Regions from separate parts of the Homo sapiens genome. Here region 1 is linked to region 2. A link is a loop called in an ENCODE intact Hi-C map of the cell type or tissue named here. Cell type or tissue: heart left ventricle. All regions are shown on one strand. Each heading gives the region's core, and the rest is flanking DNA. Links, peaks and the distances in the headings are about the cores only.

The links. Hi-C counts contacts between places; a loop is a spot of excess contacts. Peaks named below come from ENCODE experiments on the same cell type or tissue, not always from the same donor. Only the 100,000 strongest peaks of a DNase experiment are listed, where the experiment ranks them.
Region 1: a loop joins it to region 2, with 4 times the contacts of the local background. A loop is called at or near these places in 47 of 110 quality-filtered maps.

The regions. Positions count from the first base shown.
Region 1 is chr5:126,341,773-126,353,495 of GRCh38, reverse strand. All of the region lies in intron 1 of LOC124901056 (a long non-coding RNA gene), which reads left to right. Among named protein-coding and RNA genes, the nearest start is that of GRAMD2B, 76 kb to the left of the region's middle. In heart left ventricle, for the core only: no CTCF peak of the experiment used is centred there; no DNase peak of the experiment used is centred there.
Region 2 is chr5:126,582,500-126,594,222 of GRCh38, reverse strand. ALDH7A1 (aldehyde dehydrogenase 7 family member A1) reads left to right here. Exons shown (of 18, transcript NM_001182.5): 2 at 819-872; 3 at 1,494-1,559; 4 at 10,211-10,291; 5 at 11,249-11,372. Among named protein-coding and RNA genes, the nearest start is that of ALDH7A1, 6.9 kb to the left of the region's middle. In heart left ventricle, for the core only: no CTCF peak of the experiment used is centred there; a DNase peak (open chromatin) is centred at 4,472; H3K4me3 peaks cover 529 bases.

The DNA of each region.
Region 1 (11,723 bases), core at 2,506-10,505, 240 kb after region 2:
TTCATCCAGATCGAACTATAATGCAATTAATCAAAATTAGAAAACTAACACTGACACAATACTACTTCATACACAGGCCTTATTCAAAATTTTCAGCTGTCTTTCTAGGCTGCAGTCCAACCCAGGGGCCATGTTGTATTTTATAAGCATGTTTCCTTAGTCTCTCCAATCAAACAGTTCCTTGGTCTTTTTTTTTTTCCCCCGTCAATAAATTTGAGGAGTACGGGACAGTTTTGTTTGTTTGTTTGTTTGTTTTAAGAATATTCCTCAGTTTGGGTTTTCTGATGCTTCTTTCTGATTAAATTCAGGTTTTGTATCTTTGGTAAGATCGCCACAATGATAATCTTTGTGTTGTTCTCAGTGCATCAGATCAAGAAGCACACGATGTCAATTTCTTATTGATTTAAGTTTTGATCACTTGGGGTTATAGAGGCTCCTTGGGTTGTTCTCTTACAAAATAATCCTATATCAGGTGGTTCTAGAGGAGATGTTTCTGATTGTCTTGTAAGTTTTTCCTGGGAAGACACAGTCCACGGATAAATTTAACTGAGATAACATTGTTTGAAAAGATGATTTATGGAGGTTCAGGGTTTGCATAAACAGCTTAGGAGGTCCAGGATATCTGTGCACTTCCTAGGAGACCTTTTACATCAGACTTTCTGTGGCTTCCTAAGGAAATGGATATTGATGTTATGACCTCAGACAGGGAGCAGCAGGTACAGCTGGCACATGGATTCACAAATGCTTGACTGGCCCTCTGATTTCAGCTGTGACTATACTGGACAATTCTCTGCAGGCTTCCACTTATTTTTAGCTGAGATTGTCTCACTTCAAGTGCTTCATCTAATATCTCAGGTATTAGATTAATTTATTAATCTAAAGAAAATATAAAGAAATTAGATTTTTGGTGCTGTAAGGAACTTTCTAGGCCATGGCACATGCCCAGAGGTCAGGGGAATAACCCTTGATCTGTGGGGTCTGGGGGTCAATGGTTAAATACTCCTCTACCTCTCGTAAGTCAGGCAAAGCCTCATTATGAAGGTTATGAATACTGGGCCCAGGGTTTTATCCCACGGACAGGGTTTTATCCACGGCTTGAGCGGAAGAGTGACGGCAGGGAGAATGTTAATTAGGATCCTAGCCACTTGAATAACGTGGACGTTAGATTGATGTGGGAAGTAAATAGGGGCAGGAACAGATAACCAGGAGTCAACTACAGTTGTCTTGATTGGAAATAAATTGTGACCAAACTAGGCAGAGCAGTGCTGTAGAAATTTGAAGGTGGAGACCTGATAGTAAAACCCCAACTATGCTAGTACATTTCCCTTACTGACTTGGTGTGTTTGGTAGCCAATGAAATGGGCTCGGTCTCAGTTATCTCTTGCTGTATAACAAACCTCTCCCAAATGTAGTGGCTTAAATTGGCAATTTGTTCACGAAGTTGAGCAGGGCTCAATTAGGCAGTTATGTTGCTGCTGTTTCCGGGGGTATATTCAAATAATTAACTGTTATCAGGAGGTTGTCCTATGGTCTGAATGTGTCCCCCAAAATTCATGTGTTAGAAACTTAACCCCCAGTGCAACAGTGCTGGGAGGTGGGGCTTTTGGGATGTGTTTGGCTGAGCCCTGATGAATTAATGCTGTTATAGGAAGAGCTTGTGGGAGTAGACTTGCTCTTTGTCCTTCTGCTAAGGGAGGACACAGCATTTCTCCTCTCTGGGGATGCACTATCCAAAGCACCATCTTGGAAGCAGTGAGCAGCCCTCATCAGATGCTGGCCCCTTGATCTTTGTCTTCCCAGCCTCCAGAACTGAGACACTTCTGTTCTTGATACTCAGTCTGGGTATTCTGTGATAGCAGCACAAATGGACTAAGACAGGTTTGTTGGGGCCTTCAGAGTGTGTTCCGCCTGGTCTCTCCCTGCAGTGGCCTCTCTCACTTTTCTTACACGAAGGCCTCAAGTCCAGAAGGCAAGAGCAAAATTGCAAGCTTCTTGAAGCTCAAGCTCAAAAGTCACATAACATCACTTCTGACTTATTCTATCAGTCCAAGCAGTCATGAGTCATCCAACTTAGATTCACATGGTGGGGAAATAATCTATCTCTTGATGGGAGGAGCTAATACAATTTATGACCACTTTAAATTTTTCAGTGTATCTTGGTAGCTGATGAAATGAACTTTTGGTGTCTTCTTATCTGGGTTTGGATTTATAGCTAGAATTCAAATAACCATGTGCTGACAAACCACTCCTTCCTCTTACTAATACCCTGGTAAATATTCCAACACCTCTACTCTTGTTCCTGTTAAATATTTAAAGCCAGGACACTTGAACTCTATCATAGACTTAATCTCACGTAAGTAGAAGAATGTAGGAAAAAGCTTAGATTCTTGGAATATTTTCCAGAGCCACTGAAACTAATATCTTTTAAAAAACTACTGAATGTACTTCAAATGAGTTTTATGAAACTAAAGTTTTTTGTGAATTTGGGCTTTTTTTTTTCAAGGAAGAGAAAAACAATAAAGGGTAATTATATTTTCAGAATATGGTCTCAATGTTTATGGGACCATTTTGATAATTGCTTTAATTAACATCTTCATAACAGAATAAAAACTTCTCTTCAGTGCTAGTATTATGAAATATTGGTAAAAATGTTAGTGCCTTAAATATCAGTTAGCTAGTAACAATAGTAACTTAGAAAGTTTCATAAAGTGGCAGCACTGAAGTATCAAACTTACAAAGTATCAAACTTACAATTTTGTCCTTAAGGTATTCCCTGCATATTTGGGATGTTACCCTCAATCTGGAGAGCTTTTGATAATAATACAAGAAATCATTTTTTTTTTTTTTTGAAAGAGTCTCACTCTGTCACCCAGGCTGGAGTGCAGTGGCACGATCTCGGCTCACTGCAAGCTCTGCCTCCTGGGTTCACGCCATTCTCCTGCCTCAGCCTCCCGAGTAGCTGGGACTACAGGTGCCCACCACCATGCCCAGCTAATTTTTTGTATTTTTAGTAGAGACAGGTTTCACTGTGTTAGCCAGGATGGTCTCGATCTCCTGACCTCGTGATCCGCCCGCCTCGGCCTCCCAAAGTGCTGGGATTACAGGCGTGAGCCACTGCGCCCAGCCAAGATATTGTGTTTTAAAGAGGTAGCAACAGAATGCTAATATTCTTTCCCATGAGGAATGGTTAGGTCATGTATATACAATGTGTGGAAAGCTGTGGCAAAACTTGATCCCTAAGTGGGGTATTGGCTTCAGAACAGTTAGGGCTCTAAAGTCGGAACTGGAGAGGCAAAAAAGAGGTTTTGCTGAAGAGATGAGAACAAAGACAGCCTAAATCAAAACCTTTTTGGAAGGCTGTCTTATTTCCCTTTAAGCCAAGATCCCTGACTCAGTTCTGGGTATTTCTAAGATGGCCTTTCTGATTTATCTGAGAGCTCTCTTTAGTTGTATTTTTGATAAATAATAATTGTACATATTCATGGGGGACAATGTGATGTTTTGATACACTTATTCATTGTAGAATGATCAAATCAGGCAAATTAACATATCCATAGAGCTTTTTACCATTCTACTTCTCTCCTGAAACAGCTGCTTCTTAACAATTGACTTCAGGCTGTTTCCAGAGGTGGTCTTATTTACTTTTTGCTCTTTTGATTAAAGCTTTTATATTCTAACACTGGGATCCATGTATCTCAAAGCGTTTTCCTCAGAATACTTGTTTGCTTAGATGCTCTTGAAACAAAAATTCTATATAGCCATGACAATGCACAAATCATTGACACATGCAAAAACAAAGATGGATCTCACACATATAATGTATGGAAAATAAATCGACATGAAAGTACACACTGAACGAGTCCATTTATGTAAAGCTCAAAACAGGCAAAACTAATCTCTAGTTAAAGCAGGATAGAGGTTGTTTTGGGTGGGGGGTATCTTGAGGAGTGAGCACAAATGGGGCTTTTGTGTGCTGATTATGGTCTGAGCACTGGTTGCTTTGGTAGGCTTGCTTTGTGAAAGTTTATTGAGCTGTACGCTGATTTGAGCACTTCTCTACTTCTTTGTTAAGCTCATTAAGGAGTAGGACAATACAGAACAAATGGTTCTTCTCATTGACTTTCAAGTGAAATATGAGACTGGGTATCTCTAGTGGTTTGTTAAGGAAAGCATTGTTAGGCTGGCAACTTTTTTTTTTTCTGCATCCACTGTATTGTAGTGTTGATTTGGATTTTATTGGGTTTCAGTCTCCAAATAAACCAATAAGGGGTCAAACATCCAACAGATCAGTGGCAATCAGCAACAGAACAAAAACAACAAACAGCAAAGCAAAACACCATCAACACTGCAGTGCTATAGGACTGCATTTGATTGAAAAAAGAATCCTCATGCTCCACTAAGCCAGAAAAAGCTACCAGTATAAGGCATTGTTTCCAAGAAAACTTAAGAGGAAAGTGAAAGCTAAACATTGCTATCACTGAAGCCAATGTTATCTAGACATGTTCTTTATTTTCCCCGGAAATACCATCTAGGATTATGTCACGAGGTATCACTTGGAGAAAAGTTTTCAGCAGGAAAATTGTATATTTCTTAGAAGGGGGTGGGAAAATGGAAGTCATATAGACTGGTAAAAAAAATTAATATTTCATATTTGCCAAAATTCACATTTAAATGTTATATGTTCGTGGCCTTGAAACAGCCAATAGATTTGTCTCTGCCCAGGAGGCTGCACTGGGCAGACGTATTATCTTCCATACAGCAGTGACTGCTCTCACAGTTGGTGTCTCTGCCAGGAGGTTTGTAGACTGTAATAGAAGGTAGGACATGATACCTGAAATCATCATTCTTTTCTATCAGTAGAAAGAGTTGAAATAGGGTCAATGATGCTATCCTTAAGCTATTCCCTGCATATTTGGGATGTTACCCTCAATCTGGAAGTTAGAGGAGGAAAGATTAGCATTTTCAATTTCTGCTGACTTATCAGAGACACAATTGTGATGGGTGAAAATGGAGCTCATCTTTGGGACACAAAATTTAAGCTGACCTAAATACCTTATCTCATCTTGTTGTTAATGTGGTCCATGGGCTGAGAGATTGAATTCACTTCAGCGTTTGTTGAGTGCCATTCACCATGCAGAACACTAGGGATGAAAAGGCATGGGTCTCCCAGAATTGTGGGAGGGACGGATATGCGCACACGGTTATAATCAATGGCAAATGTCATTGCATAAAAATATAGGGATGGTGTTACACACAGAGAAAGCAACTCTACTGGTGGCAGGGAAGCCTACAGAGAAGAAAATCTTAAAAGCTGAGTGGGAATTTGTCAGACGATGCGGGGAAAGGACATTACAGGAAATATGAAAAGCAAGGGGGGAGGGATGAAGCTTGGATTTCCATGGAGGGGCCAGAGAGTGGTGAGGACTCTGGGATGTTAGGATTTAGAGAAGAAGGGGAGGCTGGGCCAGGAACGGTGGTGGCTCATGCCTTTAATCCTAGCACTTTGGGAGACTGAGGCAGGCAGATGGCTTCAGGCCAGGAGTTCAAGACCAGTCTGGGCAACATGGTGAAACCCCATCTCTACTAAAAATACAAAAATTAGTTGGGCATGGTGGCATGTACCTGTAGTCCCAGCTACTTGGGAGGCTGAGGTGGGAAGATCACTTGAGCCTGGGAGGTTGAGGCTGCATTGAGCTGAGATTGTGGCACAGCACTTCAGCCTGAGTGACAGAGTGAGACCTTATTGTCATCCAAGCTAGAGCTAGATTTTGGAGGATGTTGAATGCCCTGGGAAGGAATTTGGATCTTAACCTAAAGAGCAGTGGAAGAATTGTGAAAAGGGAGAAATGTGATCCTCCCTGTGTTTTAGAAAGGTAAGATCAGCAACCATTTGGATAATGGCTTATAGAGGGAAAAGCAAACAAGGAGATCGGTTAGGAAATTACTAGAACAATCAAGAACACCCTGAATGAGACTAAAGATGAACAACTTGGAAGGCAGAATCTATCCTGGATCTAAATGCTGTTGTAGGCATATAATGGGTTAGTATAAAAGCATGAAAACAATGTTGACCTATTTTAACAACCCAGAAAGATTTCCAAAATATGTTGTTGAATAAGTTTACAAAAACATGAGCAATAATATTCTAAATCTGTATCTGCACAGAAAAAGCTGAGAATATATGTAGTATACTAAAATGTTAATAGTAATATTTATTTGCTAATAGACTTTTGGGTAATTTTTGGAGAAAAGCAACTCACATGTCCAGTTAAGAATATAGGGCAGGGCGTGGTGGCTCACGCCTGTATTCCCAGCACCCTGGGAATCTGAGGCCAGTAGATCACTTGAGGCCAGGAATTTGAGACCACCCTGGCCAACATGGCAAAGTCCCATCTCTACTAAAAATACAAAAATTAGCCAGGTATGGTGGCACATAACTGTAGTCCCAGCTACTCGGGAGGCTGAGGTGTGAGAATTGCTTGAGCCTGGGAGGCAGAGGTTGCAGTGAGCTGAGATCATGCCACTGCACTGTAGCCTGGGCAACAGAGTAGACTGTCTCAAAAAAGCAGTATGTAAGGGCTTAGAAAAAGTCTTTTATATTCAGACCATTTTTAAAACCTAGTAAATAGTCTGGCACTTCAAGGTAAGTGGGATATGCAGAATCAAGAGGAGTACAGAAAATAATCAAAAGATAAATGGAAAATAAAAATATGATAGAATGTAGAAATGGAATTATTGAACTGAGAAGAGATGGCTGGGGAACAATTTTAAGGGTGTTTTAAAACTTATCTCTGGATGCCTTTCAAGTTGATCCCATTGGTAGAGTCTAAGAATGTTGCTCTATGAAGGTGGTAGAGGCTTACATGATCCATTAAGGACCCTCCCAACTATACGATTCCTTTTATCATCTAGTTTCATTGAATCAGCCTATGAAGGGAACCAAGTCTTGTATTAACTCTTGTAGTATTTCAAGTACTTTTTTCCTTAAAATATACATTTAAATATTAATATATATTTGAAGTATTTCATTCCAATTTCATAAAACAACACTGGCCACAGATGTAAGATTGAACTGATACTGTTGGATAATACAATTTACATGTAATTGTGTGGGACCAAACTGACTTTACCAATTCAGAATAAAATCCTATAGAAGGGTTGAGGGTTGAAGAGATAGCCAAGGAAAAGAGTTTGGAATTGAAAGAGAAGAAAAAGAATGACTAAGGTTAATTTGTAGGAAGATAAATGTATTTATGATGAAAGATCAATAGTTGTACTGCTATCTATTATGAGAAAATGAGGTGCATTTCAAAGAGGGAATCAATATTAAAGTCCATCTTGAGGGGTTTGTATGATGTACTTTTGAGGAACCACCTCTTGTAAGCACCCATCCTTTTGGGTCCTAGGTAAACATGTCCTTCTCCTCTTTAGACCCTGGGCTCTGGCTGCCTGCTTTAGATATTGATTTCCACCGTCATTGTTTCACCCTGTACTTTTCTTTGATTCTCTTTGCTTCCATTTCTTCATTCTTAAAGGGTTAGGATTAGCCTAGGTTGTTTAAAAATGTCTATGTATTAAAATCATGGGCTCCTTTAAGAAGATACATTTAGAGCTTTTCTGGGGAAGTTGAGGTAGAATGGCAGGGTTCCTTCTGGCTCTTCTCACTCCCTAAAGGGGTTCTATGGAGCCAGGCTTGAAAACTACTCAACTTGAATCTGTGCTTCCAAGAGCCAAGAGATTAGTGTGGCCTGGAGTATCCTGAGGACAATGAAGACCCTTGTGAAGATATTTTGCTTTCTCACATTGTTTTCTTAAAAAAAAAAAAAACCTGTGTTGCTGTGTCATCTGGTAGTGGCACCCAGGATCAATTCCTGTGATGGAGAAAATGAAGTGTAGCTATCATAAGTGGGAAAACTTTTTTTTCTCATCTGCCACGGTCTTACTGAGTGGTCTTCTGAAAATCTCTCAGGAGTGCCAAACATCATTTCCTCCTCACTGCTCCATAAAGACACAGTGAAGACCTCTGACTGAGATACACACCACTTTGAGGCTCTGGGAGAAAAGAGGGAACTAGTATCTGTCCTCCAAAGCAGTATCTTCCCTTTTACTTGACTTAGCAGAGGTTTGAGCTCTTCTGGACCTTGATGTTTCTGAGTATCTCCTTGTTCAGCAGAATACTTTTAGCCACTTGCCATCCAATGGCTTGAGTAAATGAGAGTTGTTGTTACATCTTTTGTTGAAAGTATTTCCTGCTGCCATTTTGGTCTTCCCATCTAAACACACTGTATGAAAGGAGTGTGGAACAATCTCATCTTTTAAGGGAAGAAAAATCATTTGTTCTGTTGCTGTCTCAGATGCAAGTCATTTCCAATGGATAACCCTTCCTCGACCTGGCAAGGCTGGTTAGCACAGACTGCAGAGAGCTTGGAACACGCTAAAAGATTGATTCAAGGCAGCAGAAACCTCTTATCTACGACCTTACTGACCTTTCTCAGGATTCACTCAAAAGCTGTATCTGGGACCTCTATTCTGTGGCTTTTGAACTAATATATCTTCATTAGGAGTTAGAAGTAAACAATTTTTTTTTTAAGCTCTAGGAAAGCAGTTTGTTTTGAACACAGTGGATTTGATCTTTAGAGAGAGGTGAACAGTTAACTGTTTTTTTCAGCAAATGCTAAAGATGATGAATGAAATGCCCACAGCTAAGAAGACCTCTTTACAACAGGGAGAGTTATTTTGGAAGGATTTTAAATCATTCACACAGTTACCAGGCTAGGATCACTTGGCTAGCTCTGATTGGTGACTTTTTCATCGGAGGTTTCACAAACAAAAAACAAACAACAAATAAACAAAAACTTAACATTTTATCTTGCAAACCTGAGTCAATATCCAGAATACCAAAGGATTATATCTTGCAAATTATCCTTGTTTAGGGTTTTGTCAAAAGGGTAAGCTCTCCTGATATGCCTGACAGCTTTTTTTGTTTGTTTGTTTGTTTGTTTGTTTGTTTTTTTGAGACAGAGCCTCAGAGCCTCGCTCTCTCGCCCAGGCTGGAGTGCAGTGGCACGATCTCAGCTCACTGCAAACTCTGCCTCATGGATTCAAGTGATTCTCCTACCTCAACCTCCTGAATAGCTGGGACTACAGGCATGCACCACCATGCCTGGCTAATTTTTTGGTATTTTTAGTAGATGGGGTTTCACATACTGGCCAGGCTGATCTGGAACTCCTGACCTCAGGTGATCTGCCCACCTCAACCTCCAAAGTGTTGGGATTACAGGCGTGAGCCACCATGCCCGACCCTGACAAACTCTTTATAAAATATGAGGCTTGCCCTCTGGAAATATGCAAGTGAAGGCATGCAGAATTACTTGATTTTTCCTCTACATGAGTCTTTAGTTTAGACACTGTTAGGGGAAAACATATATGGGCATTGTCATCTAAAGAGGATGTGTATTGGTGTTAAATCTTCTTAAATGAAGTCTTAATTACCTACAGAAATAGATTTGCCTGGGGTAGTTATACAGAATTTGAGGCATATTACTATTTTGATTAATTACAAAGGTTTACACCTGCCCTGCTTTTGTTTCTATAGCACTTTGCTATTCTAGCCATGAGTGATTTGATATCAGTCTCTGGTCAAACCCAAAACACTTATGTAGTTATGCACATAACTATATAAGTATATGATATTTTCTTATAGAGGAGTAGGAGAAAACATGACTCACTTTAGAAAGGTCTGCTTTATGACTTGAGTTCTTGGGTTTCCAACAAATGGCCTATATTTGCGTCATACACTTCTCCATGTGCTTGATATACATTGTCATTTAATCCTTTAAACAACCCTTGTGTGATAGGTATTATTATGACCCCTTCCTACAGATGAGGAAACTAAGGCACAGAGAACACAAATAATTTGTGGAAGGTCACCCTGTTAGTAAGTAACTGAGCTGGTATTAAAACCCAGCCCCCAGAGTGCAGAGCTCATGTCCCTGATGGCATTTTCTGGTGCTGCTACCATCACAAGGAAAAGACAGAATGGCTGTATTTGTCATTCATCTATTACAGTGTGATTGGAAGGAGAAAAGGGGTACAAAAATGTCCTAATAAGAGAATAGTGTTAGCCCTGGGATATAATGCATGTGGGAAAGTGGCATACATACCAGTGTGACTTAAAGACAAACACGTGCTAAATATACATTAATTACACTCCAGAATAATTTAGAATCACGGAAAAGTAAAAAAAGAAAATTATGAGTTGAATAAAAGTGAGCTAAAAGGCACAAAAAGATCTGGGAAAAACACTTGGATAAGGGAAATAATAACTAGTTACAGAATGTATGAAATAATTTTTCCCTTCTTAGGTAGAGTCTTTCACTTACTGAATTTATTAGACTTGGATAGAACACTTAATGTTTGGTTTGGGGAAAATATTTGGATTGGCCTAAAGTTGAAGTTACAGCTTCCCAGATTTGACTCACTTTATTAGGGTTCTCTTGGCGTGCCTCAACACATGGAAGTGTGGGATCCTCTCAGCCGTTGGGGCAGCTGTGTGCAGCCTGGGGGACACCTGTATGAATGTTGACACAAGAACCAGGGGGACCCCCTCATAAGGTGTTGGCTTTATATAACCCCCCCAAACTTAGATATAACCAATGAAAAAGAAGGAAATCCAAATTTACTAAAATCAAGTACCTTAGTAAAATGGGAACTCAAAAAATAAAGTCAGATTACTGTACCCCTATCTTTGACACGGAATTTTTGGCCACAGCTATTGTTACAAGGGATAGACTTTAAGTCATGCAAATGGGGATTATTAAATTTTTAAAAAGAGTCTCATTGATAAGGTTTGTGGGTCATCCCTGCAGAGTGCTGCTTTGGGAGTCTTGGATCCCTTTAGCTTACTGTGGAAAGGCAGACAGCCTGGAAACACAGCTTATAGAAGAAAAATCAATTGAGGCTGTAAATCCAAGAAACCTATTCTGATTTTTAACTTGTGTCTGAGTTAAACGTGCTCAGACTTACAAAAGAAGTTCAAATATTCTTACATGAAACAAAGTCCCTTTGTAAAAAGCACAATTGACAGAAAAGCTGGCACCTGCTATTAATCTTTTCTAGGAAAGGGCTGAGTTTTCTCTTCCACACATGTGGCAGTTTTTTTCTGGACTATGGCAGGGATATGCATTTGAAAATAAAAATCTTTCCCACAGGCTAGGCTTTTGGAACCACTATTTATGAAGCTATAGAGACTTGGATTTATTTCATTATCAGCTTTATATAAAAGTTTCATATATAAAGAATCCCTTTAGTAGGAGAAAGTGGGGAACTGAGCCAGGTGTCAATATCAGTCACCACCTCACCTGTCTATCAGCAGATTTTCTAGTCCCTGTCATGGCTTAGTCACCCTGCTGAAGGCTCTGATTCTTCCTTCCTGGAATTGGTCTTTTCCTTGAAACTCTTTGCCACAATAGGTGTTGTCTTGATTTCTTAATTTTGTTGTTGATGCTCATTTTTGACATCTCTGGCTTTCCAAATTTCCTGCTGCTTCTGGCCTTGACCTTGGTGAGCAAGGATTCTCAGAATGCACTTATGCCTCAAGCTGACATTAGCTTTTTTTTTTTTTATTACGCAGAACTATACACTTATTATAGAAAAATACACATGAGAAAAAGAATCAAAGGAAGAAAGGGAGAATACATAAAATCAACCCTAATTCTATAACC
Region 2 (11,723 bases), core at 257-8,256:
GCTGTGAACTCCTTTGAGGACTGGATTTTCAGCATTTCTCCATTGCCCAGGGCTTAACACCGCGCCTGATACCCATTACTGCTCAAAACAATGTTTTATAGAATACAATGGAAAGGTAAGGTTATTATCGCCCAGATTTTTTTTTAAAAGAAAGTTTTTTATAGGAGGATGTTATGTAACAGTTAACAAACTTTGTTGGACGTTGTATATTATATAATGAACCTGCCTTGGTAGAGGGAACACGTCTTTTGGTAATCAGTGGCTGTAGGAGATACAGATAATTTTAATTGCTCCTCAGACCTCGGTGTTTCATCCTGATTTCCGTGTGGTATCTGATCATTAGGCTCTTGGAGGCCTTTTTAGCTGTGCCTTGATTTTCCCTTTCATTGTTGACCTGAGACCTCTCCAGTTGGTGTGGACACGGGACTTTCCAACAGTTTTCCTGCCTTGGCCATTTCATCTCTGAGCAGAGGGTGGGCAGAGTAAGGAAGAGAAGAAATAACTAAAACTAGTCAGTTTGGTCTGTTATTAATGGAAAAAGAGACAAAATAACTGCTTATGTTAAGGCTTTTGTTTATATGCCTAATATTGAGATGTCAGAGGCGAGTTTTGCAGAAAGGTAGTTTCTAATGTTTAAGTCAGAAATGAAAGACAACCTCTGTAGAGTGGTTTATATGTAACAGAAGTTAACCTAAGCTTTTTGAGTTTGGGTATTATATCATTTTTTCCTCTCTTGTTTTTCTTCCCCGTTTGGTCTATTCCCTTACTTCAAAAGGGATTACGTTTTCTATACATGATCATCATCCTTTTGTTTTAAGGTTATTACGACCTATTGCCCTGCTAACAACGAGCCAATAGCAAGAGTCCGACAGGTAAGAGTGTGTGTGTGTGTGTGTGTGTGTGTGTGTGTGTGTTTAATTCAAATTATACACAAGGAGTTTGTGCAGGCTTTCTTTAGAGGCAGAAGCCAGTTAGGCAGGTCAAGAATAATATAAAATCACAAATGAAGAGAATAATGTGTTTATTTTTCATTTGTCATTTAGGACTGTCTGGGGGAGACTGTCCTCTCTTGGGTGGGGGCGTGAAAAGGAAAGAACCATAGAAAAGGTGAAGCGTAGAAAGATTAGGCAGGGGGCCATTTAAGGCAGTGCTTCTGAAGTACCTGAGGATTTTGTTAGAATGAAGCTTCTGATTTCCGAAGTCTGGGTTGGAGCTCAAGGTTCTGCATTTCTAATATGCCTTACATGTTCCCAGATGAAGCTGACAGATTTTGCTTTGAAAAGCAAGGTTTTAAAGCATAGTTGGATACCAACCTGTTTTACCGGGTTCTAGCTAGTTTTTGGAAGTATAGACTGTGGGAATCATTCTCAGCCATAAATGTTAGGGAACCCTAGAGATTTCCCAACTCTTTTCTGAAAATATTTTTGTGTTCTAGAAGATCATCATCATTTCTCTTTATTTCCCCCTTTCTGTCCCCCTAATTCTTAATTTAGGCCAGTGTGGCAGACTATGAAGAAACTGTAAAGAAAGCAAGAGAAGCATGGAAAATCTGGGCAGATGTAAGTATGGCCTTTGTTTCTAGAATTCAGAAAAGATCACTTTGCCTATTGTAACCAATGAGATACATAAACATCTGATAAGCAGGTCAGTGCCGCCTTGTTAAAATGTGAGCTCCTTGGGGGCTGTGATACTGTACTAGGGCTCCTGCTGTTTTGGAAACACCTCTGCCATATTTCTAGGGTAGTGCCTTTTTTGTACTTGCCATTCATTGAATGGATAAATTTAAATGAATTAAAACTTTGTGCTGGTATAGTATAAACTTGAGCTGTGAACACTATTCTTCACTGAAATTACTTGAATTTATAATTAAATAGAAAATGAATAGAAGATCTATGCCAGAAATATTTGTTTGCTCCTCCTCTATCCCCCTGCCAGATTTGTCTGGGAGTATCTCAGCAATAGGTCAGCATTCCTGGTTTAAAGAACAACAGCAGATCGCACCTGGTGGCTCATGCTTGTGATCCCACCACTTCAGGAGGCTGAGGCGGGTGGATCATCTGAGGTCAGGAGTTCGAGACCAGCCTGGCCAACATGGTGAAACCCTGTCTCTAGTAAAAATACAAAAATTAGCCGAATGTGGTGGCGCGTGTAATCCAGCCTACTCAGGAGGCTGAGGCAGGAGAATTGCTTGAGCTTGGGAGGCGGAGGCTGCAGTGAGCCAAGATAGCATCACTGCACTCCATCCAGCCTGGGCGACAGAGTGAGACTCCATCTCAAAAAAAAAAAAAAAAAAAAGAGCAGTGGCAGCATCCCTTTCTCAGGGCCAGAGGCTCATGTTCCTTGACTGTCTAATCAGGCTGTGAGGCAGAGTCAGCCTCCTTGGTCTCTGAGTCTCCACCATTGGTTAAATGAGCAAATGTGGGAACTGTGACTGGTGCTGGGCTGGCCACACTGACTTGTCACTAGGTGGGAGCTAGGCTCCTGAGAAGGGGAGAGTAAAGGCGAACTAGGATAGCCTGATTTCCCAACCTTTCCACTACCCCCATCCTCAGTGTGCTTTGTCTTGTAAAAAGAAAAGACTGGGGGTGCCTGTCTCCTGGGAGGGTTAAATGAGTTAATCATTTAAAGTGCTTACTGGAGAGCCTGGCACAGGAAAAGCCTCAATACATTTGAGTTAAACCCTGTGCTGTTGGGTGTGGGACTGCTGAGGGACTACTGAGCTGCAGTATTTTCTCTGAGTGAGTGATTGCAAGGGGGGTTGGGTGGGGTTGGGGTGGATTGCAGAGTAGCAGCCTGTCCAACAGAGCCCTGGGTTGGATGAAGCTTTTTTTTTTTATCAGCCAAGATACGTCTTTGTGTAAAGCATGAAGCACATCTTTCCTCTACTTTAATTATGGATAGAAGTATGGCCTAGGGTTCCATTATACACAATCAAAAGTATCCTTGGGCAGAAAAATACCACTTCCACAAGTAAACAGTGTGCTAGGTAAAGTTCACCCTACCTGGATAGAGAATACTGTCCAAAACAGTGTCCTTCATTGTTTTAAAAACTTACTTGTATTTATTTCTGATCATAAAAGTAATAAATATTCTTTTTTTTTAGAAAAGATTGATGCTGTAAATAAGATAAACAAATTTAGTCCCCTTACCCCAACCTCTGCAATGCAAAATGTTCATTAGGTTTAGGTTTTGGTGCATTTCCTTCCAGTCTTTCATGTATTTATTTCATAGTTGTGATTATTGTACATCCATATATACATGGTGTGTATAAAATTTTGTGACCTGTGATGCTTGCATTCCATACCATCCTAAAGTTATTGCTTTTTTTTTTTTTTTTTAAGACAGGGTCTGGCTCTGTCACCCAGGCTGGAGTGCAGTGGCCCAATCTTGGCTCACTGTAACCTCTGCCTTCTGGGCCTGGGATCCTCCCATCTCAGCCTCCCAAGTGGCTGGGATTACACGTACACACCACCATGCCTGGCTAATTTTTTTGTATTTTTTGTAGAGGTGGGGTTTCACCATATTGCCCAGGGCGGTCTCGAACTCCTAAGTTCAAACGATCTGCCCTCTTTGGCCTCCCAAAGTGCTGGGATTACAGGCGTGAACCACCAGGCCCAGCTGCATAATTTTTTTTAAATTGTTGTTTTCCTATACATACATACTTTTTTCTTTTGAGACGGAGTCTCACTCTGTCACTCTGCAGTGGTGTGATCTCAGCTCACTGCAACCTCTGCCTTTCGGGTTCAAGTGATTCTCCTGCCTCAGTCTCCCAAGTAGCTGAAACTACAGGTGTGCGCCACCAGGCCTGGCTAATTTTTTTAAAAAATATATTCTCCAATTTAAAACTTTTAATTAAAAAGTAAACTTTAACATCAAAAATGCAAACTTGGAGAAGACAGAAAAGATCACACACAAGGCTGTCACTTCACACTTGGAAGGTTGCACAGCGGCCAGGCAGAGGGGCTCCTCACTTCCCAGACAGGGCAGCGGCCGGGCAGAGGCGCTCCTCACTTCCCAGACAGGGCGGTGGCCGGGCAGAGGCGCTCTTCACTTCCCAGACAGGGTGGCGGCCGGGCAGAGGCGCTCTTCACTTTCCAGACGGGGTGGCAGCTGGGCAGAGGTGCTCCTCACTTCCCAGACAGTGGCAGCTGGGCAGAGGCGCTCTTCACTTTCCAGACGGGGCGGCAGCTGGGCAGAGGCACTCCTCACTTCCCAGACAGTGGGCAGCTGGGCAGAGGCGCTCCTCACTTTCCAGATGGGGCAGCAGCTGGGCAGAGGCACTCCTCGCTTCCCAGACATTGGGCAGCTGGGCAGAGGTGCTCCTCACTTCCCAGACAGTGGGCAGCTGGGCAGAGGCGCTTCTTACTTCCCAGATGGGGCGGCAGCTGGGCAGAGGTCCTCCTCACTTCCCAGATGGTGGGCAGCCGAGCAGAGGCGCTCCTCACTTCCCAGTCAGTTGGGTGGCTGGGCAGAGGCACTCCTCACTTCCCAGATGGTGGGGCGGCCGGGCAGTGGCGCTCCTCACATCCCAGATGGGGCGGTGGCTGGGCAGGGCGCTCCTCACTTCCCAGACGGAGTGGCAGGCCTGGCTAATTTTTGTATTGTTAGTAGAGACAGGGTTTCACCATACTGGCCAGGTTGGTCTCGAACTCCTGAACTCGTGATCCACCCACCTTGGCCTCCCAAAGTGTTTGGATTACAGGCGTTAGCCACTTCACCTGGCCTTCCTATACATATATACTTAAAAAAAACAAAAACAAAAAAATAGACCAGGCACGATGGCTCACGCCTGTAATCCCAGCACTTTGGGAGGCCAAGTGGGCGGATCACCTGAGGTTGGGAGTTCGAGACCAGCCTGACCAACATGGAGAAACCCCGTTTCTACTAAAAATACAAAATTAGCCAGGCATGGTGGTGCGCGCCTGTAACCCCAGCTACTTGGGAGGCTGAGGCAGGAGAATCACTTGAACCTGGGAGGCCGACCTTGCAGTGAGCGGAGATTGAGCCATTGCACCCCAGCCTGGGCAACAAGAGCAAAACTCTGTCTCAAAGGAAAAAAGAAATTAATAGACTTTTATTTTTTACAGCAGTTTTAAATTTACAGAAAAACGAGTAGAAAGTACAGAATTCCCATTACTCCCTCATTCCTCTTCCCAAGTTTCCTTTTCTTCTTTTTTTTTTTTAAGACAGAGTCGCCCAGGCTAGTGTACAGTGGCATGCTCACAGCTCACGGCTCACTGCAGCTTTGACCTCCTGGGCTCAAGCAATCCTCCCACCTCAGCCTCCTTGGTAACTAGGACTACAGGCATGTTCCTCCACACCTGGCTAATTTTTGTATTTTTTGTAGAGATGAGGTTTTGCTCTGTTGCCTAGGCTGGTCTCAGACTCCTGGGCTCACGCAATTTACCCACCTCAACCTCCCAAAGTGCTGGGATTACAGGCATGAGCCACCATGCCTGTAATAGGCCATTTCCCCTGTTATTAACATTTTGCATTAGTATGTCATATTTTGTTACAACTGATGAGCCAATGTTCATGTGTTATTATAAACTAAAGTACACAATTTACATGAGGGTTCACTCTTTGCATATCCTGTTTTGAATGCTAGTGCAACTTAACATGTTGTCTTTTGACTAGAAACGTCTATTGTATGTGTCTATTTATCTAGGGTAAATACAAACATTTGAAAAAAAAAGAATTTATGTGAATTCAGGGTCTTGTCTTTTCCTGAACTGGTTTTTATTCTGAGACTGAGTCTTGCTCTTGCCTAGGCTGGAGTGCACTGGCATGATCTTGGCTCACTGCAACCTCTGCCTCCTAGACTCAAGTGATTCTCCTGCCTCATCTTCCTGAGTAGCCGGGACTACAGGCATGAGCCACCATGCCCGGCTAATGTTTTTTTTTTGTATTTTTTAGTAGAGAACAGGGTTTCACCATGTTGGCCAGGTTGGTCTTGAACTCCTGACCTCAAGTGATCTGCCCACCTCTGCCTCCCAAAGTACAGGCATGAGCCACCACACCTGGAATGAACTGGTTTTTAAATCTATCTTTGCCCTAGGGAGTGCCAGCTGACATTATGATCTTTCTTAAATATTGGGCTGTACTTTTTTTGTTGCTATTTTCACATTCAGGATCTCATTTGGCAGTCAACTCTTACCCACCATGCCAGCCTCTGCACCTAACATCCTTTCTCATACTTCTGGTGCTTTTTAGACCTCCCAACAAATAGAATGGGGGTGCTACGTGGGAACAGGTTGCTTTCCTGGGTAATAGTAGAGTCAGCTGGGGATCCTACTTGTTTGATTTTGAGTTAAGCAATTGAGTTCAAGGTTTAGGGAAGAGGCAGAGTTTTTCCTAATTGTGCTCTGGGGCTCCTCCCTGGGGCAGGGACTTAGAGAGGCTCGGTAAGAACAGACCAAAGCTTGACCCCCTTCTCGTCACAGAAGCTTTCCCATCTCGATCCTCCCTCACGTGAGGCTTCTCTGCTTGGCCCTCATCCATTTGGCTGACCTTGACTGTGTTAGGACAAACCACTGTTTCATGTAGTTCATTTGAGTTAATTCTAGAATTTTTCTTTTTCTTTTTTTTTTTGAGACAGAGTTTTGCTCTTGTTGCCCAGGCTGGAGTGCAATGGTGCCATCTCGGCTCACTGCAAGCCCTGCCTCCCCGGTTCAAGCGATTCTCCTACCTCAGCCTACCAAGTAGCTGGGATTACAGGTGCCCGCCACCAATTTTTTAAATATTTTTAGCAGAGATGGGGTTTCACCACGTTGGCCAGGCTGGTTTTGAATTCCTGACCGCAAGCCATCCACCCGCCTTGGCCTCCCAAAGTGCTAGGATTACAGGCATGAGCCACTGTGACTGGCCAATTCTAGAATTTTTCAAAGGGAACATTTTTCTTTAAGGAAAATGGAAACAAAGTGAAACATATGGAAAGGTAGTTTATAGAAATTGATTTCTTTCTAAGGAATAGACTTGCTGCTTTCTTCCATGAGCCAGTTTCAGCACAGAATGTAGCCCATTTCTGCCGTCTGCATCCCCATGTGTCCTCATTTTCCCTCCCATCTCTGGTGAGAAAGAGTAGGAGTCTCTCTGTTCTTGAAGACAGGGAACTGTTTTTTTTTTTCTTTCTTTTTTCTTTTTTTTGAGACAGTCTTACTCTGTCACCCAGGCTGGAGTGCAGTGGTGCGATCTCGGCACACTGCAACCTCTGCCTCCTGGGTTCAAGTGATTCTCCTGCCTCAATCTCCTGAGTAGCTGGGATTACAGGTACCAAGCGTGGCTAATTTTTGTATTTTTAGTAGAGACAGGGTCTCACCATGTTGGCCAAGCTGGTCTTGAACTCCTGATCTCAAATGATCCACCTGCCTCGGCCTCCCAAAGTGCTGGGAATACAGGCGTGGAACCACAGCCCCCGGCCATAATTTTCCAAAACCACTTTCTCTTGCTTTTCAGCCTTTGCATATGCTCTGTACCCCTCTAACCCCATGCTTTTCCTCCACTTTGCCTACCTCTTCACAACACCTGGCATGCTTTAGGTCTTAGCCCTAAACTTCTAAACTTGTAAAAAGCCTACTTCAGGTTGCTCCAGTTGTGAAATCTAGCTCCCCTTTCATGGCATTTGCCACATTAGATTGTAATTGCCTGTTTCTTGCCTTTATCACCCCCATGGACTGTCAGCTCTATAGAGGGCAAGAATTGTAACTGCCTCATTTGCAGTAGAATATCCAGGGATTAGCACAGTATCTGGCACATAGAACATATGCAATAATTATTTGTTGAAAGACTGACTGAATAAAATGTGTCCAGAATGGGAGGTAAAAGGCCATGTATACTGGCCATTCTGAGTTGAAATTAACCAACTTAACTAAGCTTATAAATGTGCTGACTAAATTCAATTGAAACATCATTAAACCCACACCATGTGCTAGGAAATGTATAGGTTATGTGCTGATTGATATAATGCTACAGGTTTTTGTTTCCTGTTTCCAAAAGTGTGCATATGTTGTGAAAATGACAGACATTGCAAACATATAAATTGTGGATGAAAATCTGTTATAATTTCATTCCCCACAAAAAACCATTGTGAACAGCTTGGTATATGTTGCTCCAAATTTAAGCAAAAGTTTACTTACCATAAGTGTTTTCTTGTTTTGTATTATTCTATTATAGCTTTTCAATGTTTTCCCATAAAAATCGACCTTATTTTATCACTGTTCCGTAATTAACCAATCATGTGCTGATGGACAGTTGGTTTCTTTTTTTCTTTACTAGAAACAGCACTGCAATGAATATCATTGTACCTATACTTTTGCATACTTATGTATATAAGCTCAGTTTCTGTAAGCAGAGCTGCTTAGTTAAAGGGTAGGAATGTCATGCCTGTAATCCCAGCACTTTGGGAGGCCGAGGCAGGCGGATTACCTGGGATCAGGAGTTCGAGACCAGCCTGACCAACATGGTGAAACCCCATCTCTGCTAAAAATACAGAAAATTAGCCGGGCGTGGTGGCAGGCGCCTGTAATGCCAGCTACTTGGGAGGCTGAGGCAGGAGAATCACTTGAACCCAGGAGGCAGAGGTTGCACTGAGCCGAGATCGCGCCACTGCACTCAAGCCTGGGCGTGACAGAGCGAGACCCCGTCTCAAAAAATAAATAGATAAAACAAAGGGTAGGAATGTTTTAAATGTTAATAGATTGCAAAGTGACCATCCAGAGAAGCTGTACTAAGAGACAGTGATACACTTGGGGAGAAGAGAGAGCAAGGAAGAACCTTGAGCTCACAGCCAAGCTCTGTGAGGCAAGTGTGAGCAGTGCTGTGATTAGGAGCAGTGGGAGTTAGGGGGAGGGTGTGATTGGCTTCTGCCTGGGGGAAGGTTTCATGGAGGGGAATGTTCCTTTTACCTGTACTTTATTATTTTTTTTGAGACAGAATTTCACTCTTGTCATCCAGGCCGGAGTGCAATGGCGGGATCTCAGCTCCCTGCAACCTCCCCCTCCGGGGTTCAAGTGATTCTCCTGCTTCAGCCTCCCAAGTAGCTGGGATTACAGGCACCTGCCACCATGCCCGGCTAATTTTTGTATTTTTAGTAAAGATGGGGTTTCACCATGTTGGCCAGGCTCGTCTTGAACTCCTGACCCCAAGTGATCCACCTGCCTCAGCTTCTCAAGTGCTGGGATTATAGACGTGAGCCACCGCGCCCAGCCTTAGCTGTACTTTGAAGGAGAGGCAGAATTGGGAAGAACTTGATGGGAGAGAGGGAGTGATGGTCACAGTTGGAGAAATTGTGTCTCATTCATAAATCACATCTCAAACTTTATGTGACATAAGCTGTGCTCTTTACCCCCAAAACCTGATGTTTCCCTTCAAGTCTTCTTCATCCCAGTAATTATACTTCATCTACCTACCTATTTAAGCCAGAGAGCGGGAAGTTATCCTGAGTTCTTTAATTCTCTTCATTTCCTGCATCTGTGTGTCCTGTCAATTCTACTCCCAAAACAGACCGTGAATCCACTTGCTGTTTCCCTTGTTACCACTGCAATCTTTTTTTTTTTTTTTTTTTTGAGATGGAGTGTCACTTTGTTGCCCAGGCTGGAGTGCAATGGCGTGATCTCAGCTCACTGCAACCTCTGCCTCCTGGGTTCAAGCGATTCTCCTGCCTCAGCCTCCTGACTAGCTGGGATTACAGGCGCACACCACCATGCCCAGCTAATTTTTGTATTTTTAGTAGAGACGGGGTTTCACCATGTTGCCCAGGCTGGTCTCGAACTCCTGACCTTGTGATCTGCCCGCCTCAGCCTCCCAAAGTGTTGGGATTACAGGTGTGAGCCACCACGCCCAGCCTCCTGCCATCCTTTTAGGTAAAGTAACTTACCCATTTCCCCTCCAATCTTGCTGTTTTTCTCTGTCTCAGCTTCCTTTTTATTTCCTTTGTCTTTAAAACCCTGATGGCAATTTGTAATTATTTGTTGGCAATTTGTAATTATTTGTTGCCTTTTCTTCTCCTCTGTGCCTTCCAGTAGATATTTGCTCCATGAATGCCTTGCTTCTTATTTTGGCTCCAGTGCCTGGCCATATCACAGTTTTGATGTGATCAAAAGTCTTCTTTGATATGATTGTAATTTGTTCTTTTACAGCACACATCCAATACTGTGTTATAAACATGAATTTATGCTTTGAATCAGACACAAAAATTGCATTCTTTTCTTAGATTCCTGCTCCAAAACGAGGAGAAATAGTAAGACAGATTGGCGATGCCTTGCGGGAGAAGATCCAAGTACTAGGAAGCTTGGTAAAGTATTTTTGTAGTATATACACAATTCTTTGAGTGGACAATAAGGCTGTCATGCTTTTCTATATATAAAATTGTGAGGTTTTTTTTTTTTGAGATGGAGTCTTGCTGTCACCCAGGCTGGAGTGCAGTGGTAAAATCTTGGCTCACTGCAGCCTCTGCCTCCCATGTTCCAGCAATTCCCCTGCCTGAGCCTCCCGAGTAGCTGGGATTACAGGCTTGTGCCACCACGGCTGGCTAATTTTTTGTATTTTTAAAGTAGACATGGGGTTTCATCATGTTGGCCAGGCTGGTCTTGAACTCCTAACCTCAGGTGATCCTGCCTGCCTCGGCCTCTCAAAGTGCTGGGATTATAGGCATGGGCCACCACACTTGGCTAGAAGAGTTTTTAAGAAAAGTAATTTATATTATATTATATTTTATTATTTATTTATTTATTTATTTATTTTTGAGATGGAGTCTTGCTCTTATTGCCCAGGCTGGAGTGCAATGGCAGGATCTTGGCTCACTGCAACCTCCCCCTCCTGGGTTCAAGCGATTCTCCTGCCTCAGCCTCCCGAGTAGCTGGGATTACAGGTGTGCACCACCATGCCCGGCTGATTTTTGTATTTTTAGTAGAGACAAAGTTTCACCATGTTGGCCAGGCTGGTCTTGAACTCCTGACCTCAGGTGATCCGCCCGCCTTGGCCTCCCAAAGTGCTGGGATTATAGGCATGAGCCACTGTGCCCGGTTGTACTTTATATATTTTAAAAATTCTTTCCTTAGAGGAAAGATTAACAAGGTAGACAGGAAAAAGTGAAGGCAATTGTTGTGTTTTAAAATTCTTTGGAAAATGAAACAGACTTTCTTCAGTTTATTACATTTACAAAACATGTTTTGCTTCCCCCTTTCTTTAATTTAATGTTTATAATGTGAATTCTGTTGGAAAAATTCTGCTTGTCGTTTTATATTTCTAGGTGTCTTTGGAGATGGGGAAAATCTTAGTGGAAGGTGTGGGTGAAGTTCAGGAGTATGTGGATATCTGTGACTATGCTGTTGGTTTATCAAGGATGATTGGAGGACCTATCTTGCCTTCTGAAAGTAAGCAATGAAATTAGTTAAGCTGAGTTTTGTACTCTGATATACAGAGCTCCAAAAAAAATAAAATACTCTGGCTATTGACTGTGCAAAAGAGAAATTTCAAGTGGCATAAATATGTGAAAATATCCTCAATCTTTCAAAGAAATGCAAATTAAAACAGATGAAAATGTTAGATCAAGAACCTTTTTGTTTTAAAGATAAAACTTAATGTTGGCAAGTCCACGGGTAAGACACTTTTAACTCATCTGTAAAACGATTTGGAAATATACCCAAAGAGCTCTAACTTTAAAGAGCCCAGTTTTAAGAATCTAAGTAAATAATCTGAAATAAGACAGAAGTTATGTTTAAAGA